Linked DNA regions of Homo sapiens: region 2 is linked to region 1. A link is an interaction called in ENCODE POLR2A ChIA-PET data of the cell type or tissue named here. Cell type or tissue: K562. All regions are shown on one strand. Each heading gives the region's core, and the rest is flanking DNA. Links, peaks and the distances in the headings are about the cores only. Region 1 has its middle 88 kb from the start of ZNF648. Region 2 overlaps LINC01344 (long intergenic non-protein coding RNA 1344).

The links. Peaks named below come from ENCODE experiments on the same cell type or tissue, not always from the same donor. Only the 100,000 strongest peaks of a DNase experiment are listed, where the experiment ranks them.
Region 2: POLR2A ChIA-PET joins it to region 1 with 5 read pairs; 6 of 35 experiments call an interaction of 5 or more read pairs at or near these places.

The regions. Positions count from the first base shown.
Region 1 is chr1:182,147,488-182,151,881 of GRCh38, forward strand. No RefSeq gene overlaps it. Among named protein-coding and RNA genes, the nearest start is that of ZNF648, 88 kb to the left of the region's middle. In K562, for the core only: no CTCF peak of the experiment used is centred there; a DNase peak (open chromatin) is centred at 2,134.
Region 2 is chr1:182,297,641-182,302,034 of GRCh38, forward strand. All of the region lies in intron 2 of LINC01344 (long intergenic non-protein coding RNA 1344), which reads right to left. Among named protein-coding and RNA genes, the nearest start is that of LINC01344, 14 kb to the right of the region's middle. RefSeq lists an enhancer at 4,069-4,394. In K562, for the core only: no CTCF peak of the experiment used is centred there; a DNase peak (open chromatin) is centred at 2,541; H3K4me3 peaks cover 235 bases.

The DNA.
Region 1 (4,394 bases), core at 108-4,107:
CAGTAGTCAGGGTATTACAATTAGTAGTATTCATGACTTAAAATTCCTACTCACTGGAGTTGGAGTCAGAAAGATTTTTAAGACATTAACTGTTTTCTCTCATAAGACTGGTTACTCAGGGTTAGTTTCTAACCAAAATGATGAAAGTAGCTGTTGCCCAACAACTGCTCCTTAAAGAAGCCATCTCCAGGATGGAGTGTCAGAATATGTCCAGTTAAATCTGGTCATGTTTGGAAAGTGATGGAAAGTGGGTTCCTAATCTACTCCCTGCCACATTCCAGTTTAGAAAAATACTTATATATTTTTTTCATTTTCCAAGGATCACTATGTTCAAAACAATTTTGAACTAGTTATTCAGACGACTTCATTACCATGTGCTTCAGATAATGACAATAGTTTTTGATAAAATTTGAGTCTGGTTGAACGCTTGCTTGACTAGAAGACACATGTGTGGGTCCTTGGTGTACTGTCTGGGCCAGTGACCCCTTGCTGAGCATGAACTATATGCTATGCAGGGTTAAATTATTTAATTCTCATAGTAACCCAATGATTTAGGTACTCTTTCCCCTTTTTACGGCTGAGGAAAACCGAGGCACAGAGTGGTCAAGTGACTTAAGATTACAGTGTTAATCATGGGTTTGAGACAGAATTCAGAGGCCTTCCTCGGTGCCAGAACCCTGTTCTCCAAACTCCTCGGCCTCGTGGGAGTGACAGTGTAATCTGAGGCCACAGCCCTGCCTTAGCTTTTCCCATGGGCCCTGGCCTCAGAGAAAGGCACCAGGGTGGGATGTTCTGCCCCTATAGATTTCTGCTGGCCCAGCCCTACCTGGAAACCCAGATGATGAGCAAAGAAGCCCCTTGCATGGGTGTGAGTAACAGCATGTGGGGGGTCTCCAATGGCCCCAGGCAAGAGGAGGACACCGTGGTTCCCTACCCGATTCCCATCCTTCCTTCCTCCTACTTCCTTCTCCTATTACTGTTAAACCCTACCCCTCAGTGGCAGGCACCAACTTTCCTACCTCCTTTCCTCTACCAGCAAACTTATCAGGTTAGGCCGGTAGACTATGTTTGATAAAAACTGAATTGGCACATAGTAGGTCTCTAAGGTGTATGTGAGCAAATGATAAATATAATTGGAATTTTCTTTGACTGTATACTCCTTCCTTATGGGCAAGAACTCTGATTTCTCTGTTTCATTAGAGCTTATTATAGTGCCCAGCACATACTAGATGCTCAAGGAGTATCAGTTACTGAATGTCTGGTGCAAAGGAGCTGGGAAAAAATCTAAAGGAGAAGGGATGAGTTTGGGTTTTATTTTTAGTGCCAATGTTCAAAAATATTTTTTAAAAATGTTCTACCAAACCCAAAATATTTCATTGAACACCTGGGACATCTCAGCTCTGGGAAGATCTTCCTATTACATCTCACTGCCTCCCTATTCCTGCTTCACTCTGGAAGTCCTCAGGTTATTAGGGAAAGCTCTAAAGGTGGAGGGCTGCTGGCAGGGAGATAAACATGCAGGGACAAGAGGCAGGAGTGGACGAAAACTAAGAGATACAGCAAAGATGTACGAGAGTAAGAAAACACTTGCATTCCTTCCCACGCACAGCCAGGTTGCTAGGAAGGACCTAAGACCTATGTCAGCCCTTGCCACCCTTACCAGGCAGTGACCTTGGAGAGGGACTTCAGAGACCAGAGCTTTCATACTAAAGGAAGATTGGAGGTTGTGATTATTGTTCACTATCCGAGGTCCAACTTTGTTCTGATTCAGTCTCATTTCTTTCACATCTTGACTGTTACTGAGTACTGGGGTTTCTTTTCAAAATAACAGAGATATGTGAACTCAGGAGAAGCTTCAGGAAGAAGCCTTTGAGGGGAACCTGGGGTTAGGTTTTAGAGGAAGACAGAAGAAGAGGAGGAGCTGTCTTTGATAGGAGCATCTGACGACAGAAGATCTCTGTGGAGGTGCTTCTGAAAGACTGGTAACAGAGGGCTCCATGAGAAAGCTCGTCAAGGGAAGGGGGAAGTGGTTCCGAGAAATGAGCTCAGAAGAGCTCTGACTTCACGTTGCCATGGTGGCAACATCCTTGCTCCATTACAACATACATCACCTAACACATGACAAAAGCAGTCTGCAAAGGGGAAGGGACGGCTGAATCAAGCCCTGCTGAGTCACTGTAGTTAACTTCCCACTCTCTGTCCACTGCATTTCTTTAGAGCTTCTTGAGACTGGCCCTCACGGCCCAGCTTTGGGTAAATTATTGGCTCAAGAATTCAGCTTTGAATTCAATCTTCCCAGATAGGATCCTCATGGCCTCTAGTTTGGCCATTCAGTCTTTCCAGGTAGGTTCCTCATGGCCTCTCTCTTACTAGGCCATTACTCTCCTTGTTTGCCTTGACTCCTGAAAGCTGTGTGTTTTGGTATTTTTCCCCTACAAGCAATTTTAACTTTCTTTTTTTGCATAGACCAGCCATGGCTCCCTGTGATTTCAATCCCAGCTCAATATCACATTCCCTCAGACCATGTTGTTTTAGCCTGGCCCTGACATTCTTACAGCTAATTTATTCATTTCTTGCCCTGAAAAACCTCTAAGTCTTAGCCCAGCCCTGGGAACAAGACAGGATTAGTCTTGTGTGGATTTTTGAACTTGACAGTTGAAGACTTTAGATACCTAAAATCAAACTCACTTGTGACCCAGGCCACTCAATGCTACAAGTACACAGAGGGACAGTCCTTGGGTATGTTGCTATGTGACATACAACATGCATGCTCATTAGGATCCCTCATGAAGGCAGGCACTGACATACTTACTCCTTTGAAACCCTAAATTTAGACCAAAGGAAATGTCACCTCAAATTGGGCCCATGGTCCATCCAAATCAGGCAATAACAACAGCCAACATCTGCTACATGGTGCTGACATTCTGCTAACCACTTCTCAAGCATTTGCTTCCTTACTATGGTTGTTCTCAAAACAATCCTGAGGGGTGGATATCATCATCAACAGTTTACAAACAAGTAGGGAACTTAGATAAAGCACGGATCACCCTTGGACAAGTTTGAACTGCATGGGTTAACTTACAGGTGAATTTTTTTCAACAAATATATTGGAATATTGTTTGGAGATTTGTGAAAATTTGAAAAAAACTCACAGACCAACGGTGTAGCCTAAAAATATCAAAAAATTAAGAAAAGGTTATGTCACAAATACATAAAGAATAAAAAGATGTTAGTCTATTTTATCATTTACTACCATAAAATATACAAATCTGTAAAAATAAGTTAAAATTTATCAAAATTTACACACACACTTACAGACCAGTGCCATTTGCAGTCAAGAGAAATCCAAACAAACATAAAGATGTAGTATTAAGTTGTCACTGCATAAAGTTAACCGTTTGGAGTCACCCCCTGCTGCTATTGCAGTGAGCTCCAATATCATGAGTATCCACTTAAAACACTGTGTGATGCTGATCATCTAGAGTGAGCAGTTTGTCTCTCCAGTAAATTGGTTCTCACTTATTTTTCATCATGTTTAGTGCATTCCTATAAACTTTGAGTAACACTGTGGGACTTATATGAGGTGCCACTAATAATGTTGGAAGTGCTCCCAAAAAATAGAGAAAAGTCATGACATTCCTAGAAGAAGTTGAATTGCTTGATATGTACCATAGACTGAGGTCTGCAGCTGTGGCATCTGCCATTTCAGATGGAGGACTCATCTTAGAAACAGACAACATAAACTTACAGTAACAATACCTACAGTACTGTACTATAAATGTATTTTCTCCTCATGAGTTTCTTAATAATATTTTCTTTTCTCTAGCTTACTTTATTGTAATAAGACAGTATAGTACATATAGCATACAAAATACATGTTAATCATCTGTTTCTGGTTATAGGTAAGGTTTCCAAGCAATGGTAGATATCAGTAGTTAAGTTTTTGGCCACTCAAAAGTTATACACGGATGAATTTTCAATTGCACTGGGTGTCAGTGCTCCTAATCCCTGCATTAGTCAAGGCTCACCTATAATTGCTCAATGTCACCTATCTTGCATGCTATAGAACAGGACTTGGACCCAGATCTGTCTGAATCCCAAACCCAAGCTTTGAATCAATTAAACTCTTGGACTGCCAGGCACGGTGGCTTACGCCTGTAATCCCAGCACTTTGGGAGGCCGAGGTGGGAGGATCACAAGGTCAGCAGTTCAAGACAAGCCTGGCCAACATAGTGAAACCCCGTCTTTACTAAAATTACAAAAATTAGCCCAGTGTGGTGGCAGGTGCCTGTAATTCCAGCTATTTGGGAGGCTGAGGCAGAAGAATCGCTTGAACCCAGGAGGCGGAGATTGCAGTGAGCCGAGACCACACCATTGCACTCCAGCCTGGGTGA
Region 2 (4,394 bases), core at 199-4,198, 150 kb after region 1:
TTGCAGAGACCATTTTACTTTCTTGAGCATCAAAACATACACACACATAGGGTTTTTTTGTTTGTTTGTTTTTGTTTTTGTTTTGAGACAGAGTCTCGCTCTGTCGCCCAGGCTAGAGTGCAGTGGCGAGATCTCGGCTTACTGCAAACTCTGGCGAGATCTCGGCTTACTGCAAACTGCTGCCCCCCTTCCCCCTACTGCCAGGCTGAAGCAATTCTCTTGCCTCAGCCTCCTGAGTAGCTGGGACTACAGGCACATGCCACCACTCCCAGCTAATTTTTGTATTTTTAGTAGAAGCAAAGTTTCACCATGTTGCCCAGGCTGGTCTCAAACTCCTGACCTCATGTGATCCGCCCGCCTCGGCCTTCCAAAGTACAGGGATTACAGGCATGAGCCACCTCACCCTGTCACCCACATAGTTTTGAGCCCTGGTCCCACCTGTCAGGTAGCTGGTCCACACTCCATCCCAGAGGAAGCTCTTAGGTCAAGGGGTGGGAATTTCAAGAGGGGCAACGAGTAGCTGGAAGCCATGTTCCCAGGCCCATGTTTTACCCCAGCCTCCTGCCCCACATCCTCCCCATAGATCTCACGTAAAGGGCCTGTGCCTTGCAGTGAGGGCTGTTTCATCTACCTGCCTTCCTAATAAACTTTCAGACAGAAGTATGTATGTGTGAGTGTGTGTGTGTGTATGTATGAGTGTGTGTGTGTGTGTGGTGTTAAATGGGGATGTTAATATAGTCAATACTAATTCCTAGATAAGAACATTGTCTTAGTCAAGACTAATTCAATGCTAATACCTAGATAAAAACATTGTCTTCATCTTGGAAGGTGAATACCTGTTCATTAAATGATCATTGCTTTGGAAGAACTTTTAATGGGAAATACTCAGAAAACAATGCCAATGTGGATGGGGAGACAAGCACGACGTCCAATAGACACCATGCATTATAAGCAGAGATAGAGATAAAGATAGGCATTGAACAAAGAGAGAAGGAAATACACCAAAATGCCCAGAGAGGTTTTCTCCAGGTTTGGAGTTACAGGTGATCTTTGCTTTCTTCTTTCCTGTATATTTCTGTGCTGCCCAAGTCTTTTACTGTGAGCAAATGTGACTCTAGTAATGGTGGGGATTAATAATTTTTTAATTTGTTTTTCAAATGTAGAACACTTTTCCCTGTCTCCCAGTGTCATCAAGAAGCCCAGAAGAAAGCTGAGTGACCTGGCCGGGCGCAGTGGCTCACACCTGTAATCCAGGCACTTTGGGAAGCCGAGGCGGGCGGATCATGAGGTCAAGAGATCAAGACCATCCTGGCCAACATGGCAAAACCCTGTGTCTACAAAAAATACAAAAAATTAGTTGGGCGTGGTGGTGCATGCCTGTAGTCCCAGCTACTCAGCAGGCTAAGGCAGGAGAATCGCTTGAACCGGGGAGGCGGAGGTTGCAGTGAGCTGAGATCGTGCCACTGCACTCCAGCCTGGCGACAGAGTAAGACTCTGTCTCAAAAAAAAAAAAAAAAAAAAATCCTGAAAGTTGAGGAGTGACCTCAGTACTAAGGCCCTCAGATCCTCCAACCCCATGGCACAGGCGCTCCCTCCTGTTGTCTAGCACAGTGTCTGGCGAAGGCCATCACCCTTATATGAGGGCAGAAGGTGAGCTAAAGCCCTATGGAAAAGGTGGCTCAGGCATATACAGGCCTGTAGGACCAAGCTCAGAGACAGACCTGTGGCCAGTGGCTCCACAGCTATGCCCCAACCTAAATGTGCCCCCAGAGCTTGCTCCAAAAAGATTCGAGGAGTAGGAGGGGAACAAGGCAAAGGAGATAAAAAGGGGATTACTGGGAAAGTATTAGAACTACCCTGGACCGGGCACGGTGGCTCACGCCTGTAATCCCAACACTTTGGAAGGCCAAGGTGGGCAGATCACTTAAGGCCAGAAGCTTGAGACCAGCCTGGCCAACATGGCAAAACCCCGTCTCTACCAAAAAAAATACAAAAATTAGCCTGGCCTGGTGCCGGGCACCTGTAGTCCCAGCTACTCAGGAGGCTGCAGCGGGAGAATCACTTGAACTCAGGAGGTGAAGGTTGCAGTTAGCCAAGATCGTGCCACTGCACTCCAGCCAGGACAACAGAGGAAGACTCCATCTCAAAAAAGAAAAAGAAAGAGAGAAAGAGAGAAAGAAAGGAAGGAAGGAAGGAAGGAGAGAGAGAAAGAAAGAAGGAAGGAAGGAAGGAGAGAGAGAGCAAGGAAGGAAGAAAGGAAGGTAGGAAGGAAGGGAGAGAGAAAGAGAGAAAGAGAAAGGAGAGGAGAGGGGAGAGGAAGGGAGGGGAGGGGAGGGGAGGGGAGAGGAGAGGAGAGTGCCCTGCTCAGGAGGTAGCAGATTTCCAGGGACCCCTGAGGGTCAGAAGAGAAGGACTGGGAGAAAGCCAAGGAGTTGAGGCAAGGTTCACATCAGCTCAGGGACACCCACGTCCTCCTCTGGCTCTAACCATCCTTCTCATTGACAGATCTTTTTAACTGCCTTTTGTTTCCTCTTATCTCCCTCACCCAGCCACCAGCTTCTACCCCCACCCCCAACTGAATTGCATCACCATCCACTGAGCTCCCAGGGCCTGCAGCTGTTGCTGCCTGGGGTGACAGACACACCCCGATTTTTGAAGGGAATGAGCTTATGAGGTCAGGGAGGAAGGGGGAATTGGGGGCTGGGGAGAAGCAAAGCTTGGAGTAAACTTCCCAGAACTGCAGAGGGTGGCTGAGACCACCCACTCTTCTTACATTGTCACTGTGGTCAGAGCCTTGAGCCACTGTCAAGTGTTGGATTCAGAGTGGGTGGGTGTCCAAGGAGAAGAAACTGGAAACAGCAGGGAGGAAAGGGCAGGCACAAAAGTGTTGTGGGTAATTCCTTCTGGGAGAATTGATAACTTTTGCATTCATCTGGCAGGGCCCTCTGGAAGCAGCAATAAGTTGACATCTGTTCTTTAGCTACTAATGCCAAATAGATTACTTGACAGTAGTTTAATATGCACAACTAGGAACTCTGTGTGTGTGTGTGTGTGTGTGTGTGTGTGTGTGTGTTGGTGGAGGGTGGGTGGGTGGAAAGGGAGCAAGAGGGAAGATCTTTTGAGAGGGTAAGAGGACTATCTGCATTCCTCCAAATTTCTGGAGAAAGAACTCAATAACAAATTCAGAAAAGTATATTAAGTCCTGGGGGATTCTGAGCCAATCTTCCCACAGCTGGATATGTCAACATCTGTCCTTCGGTCCTCCTTGTCCTCAATTTTTTTTTTTTGGAAAATTGACCCCATTTTGATAAGAATGTCTGTGTTTTTGAAAAACATAACCCATCACATATGATCTCCATGGCAATGATATTTTGCTATAGGAGGCAGTAGTAGGATGTGGTGGTAAGAACATGCACCTCAGAACCAGACACCTGGGTAAAAGTCTGACACTGACAGTTACAAGCTGGGTGAGCAGTCTGATCACTTGCCAAGTTGGGTGACACTAGTTCCTCGCTCACACAGTTGTTGTAAGAAATGAATGACAGGTTCAGAGAACACGCAGTAGAATAAAAAAGAAAGAAAGAAAGAAAGAAATGAGTGGGCATATGCACCGTGCTGAAACACAGAGACTGGCACGTAGTCAGTACTGCATAAGGTCAGCACCCTCCGTATGACCCCACCCCAAATCCAGCCACTCCGGGTATGTCGTGATGAACTAAGCATTAGAGCATGGGGCCTAACGATGGCATGGCTGCAGGCCAAATCCTGCCTGCTGCCCACTTAGCCCAAGAGTTAACATTTTTCTAAATTTTTTAATCACTGGGGTACGAAAAGTCAAAAACAAGAATAGCATTTCATGCCACATGAAAAACATATGAAATTCAGACTTCAGTGTTCATAAATGAGTTTTCTGAAGCACAACCACACTCATTTGTTTATGTATCTTCTCTAAGACTGCTTTTCCGCTGCAATGACAGAGCTGAGCAGGTACAACACAGATGTATGACCCACAAAGCCTAGAATATCTACTATCCGGCCTTTTACAAAAAAAGTTTCATCAGCCTTGCATTAGAGGATCAGCAGTCCAATTCCAGCCCTGCTTCCCACCTTCCAAATAGAGATAACACCTTCTCTGTCACTGAAAAACCCTCACCAGCATGCACGCGCGCGCACACACACACACACCACACACACCACTTGGCTTATTCACCGTGATGCTGTTAACACCAGCTGGCCTCCACTTTGGAAAGTGTAAGACCAGATTAGGCTATAAAGCATTACTGTTATTTTCTGAGCAAGCACTTGGGGGTGGTGCAATCCCAGTCAACACTACTGAAACAACTCAATGTGCTCTTTGTTCTCCAAGTCCTTGATCTTTCGTTCTTATTACAACT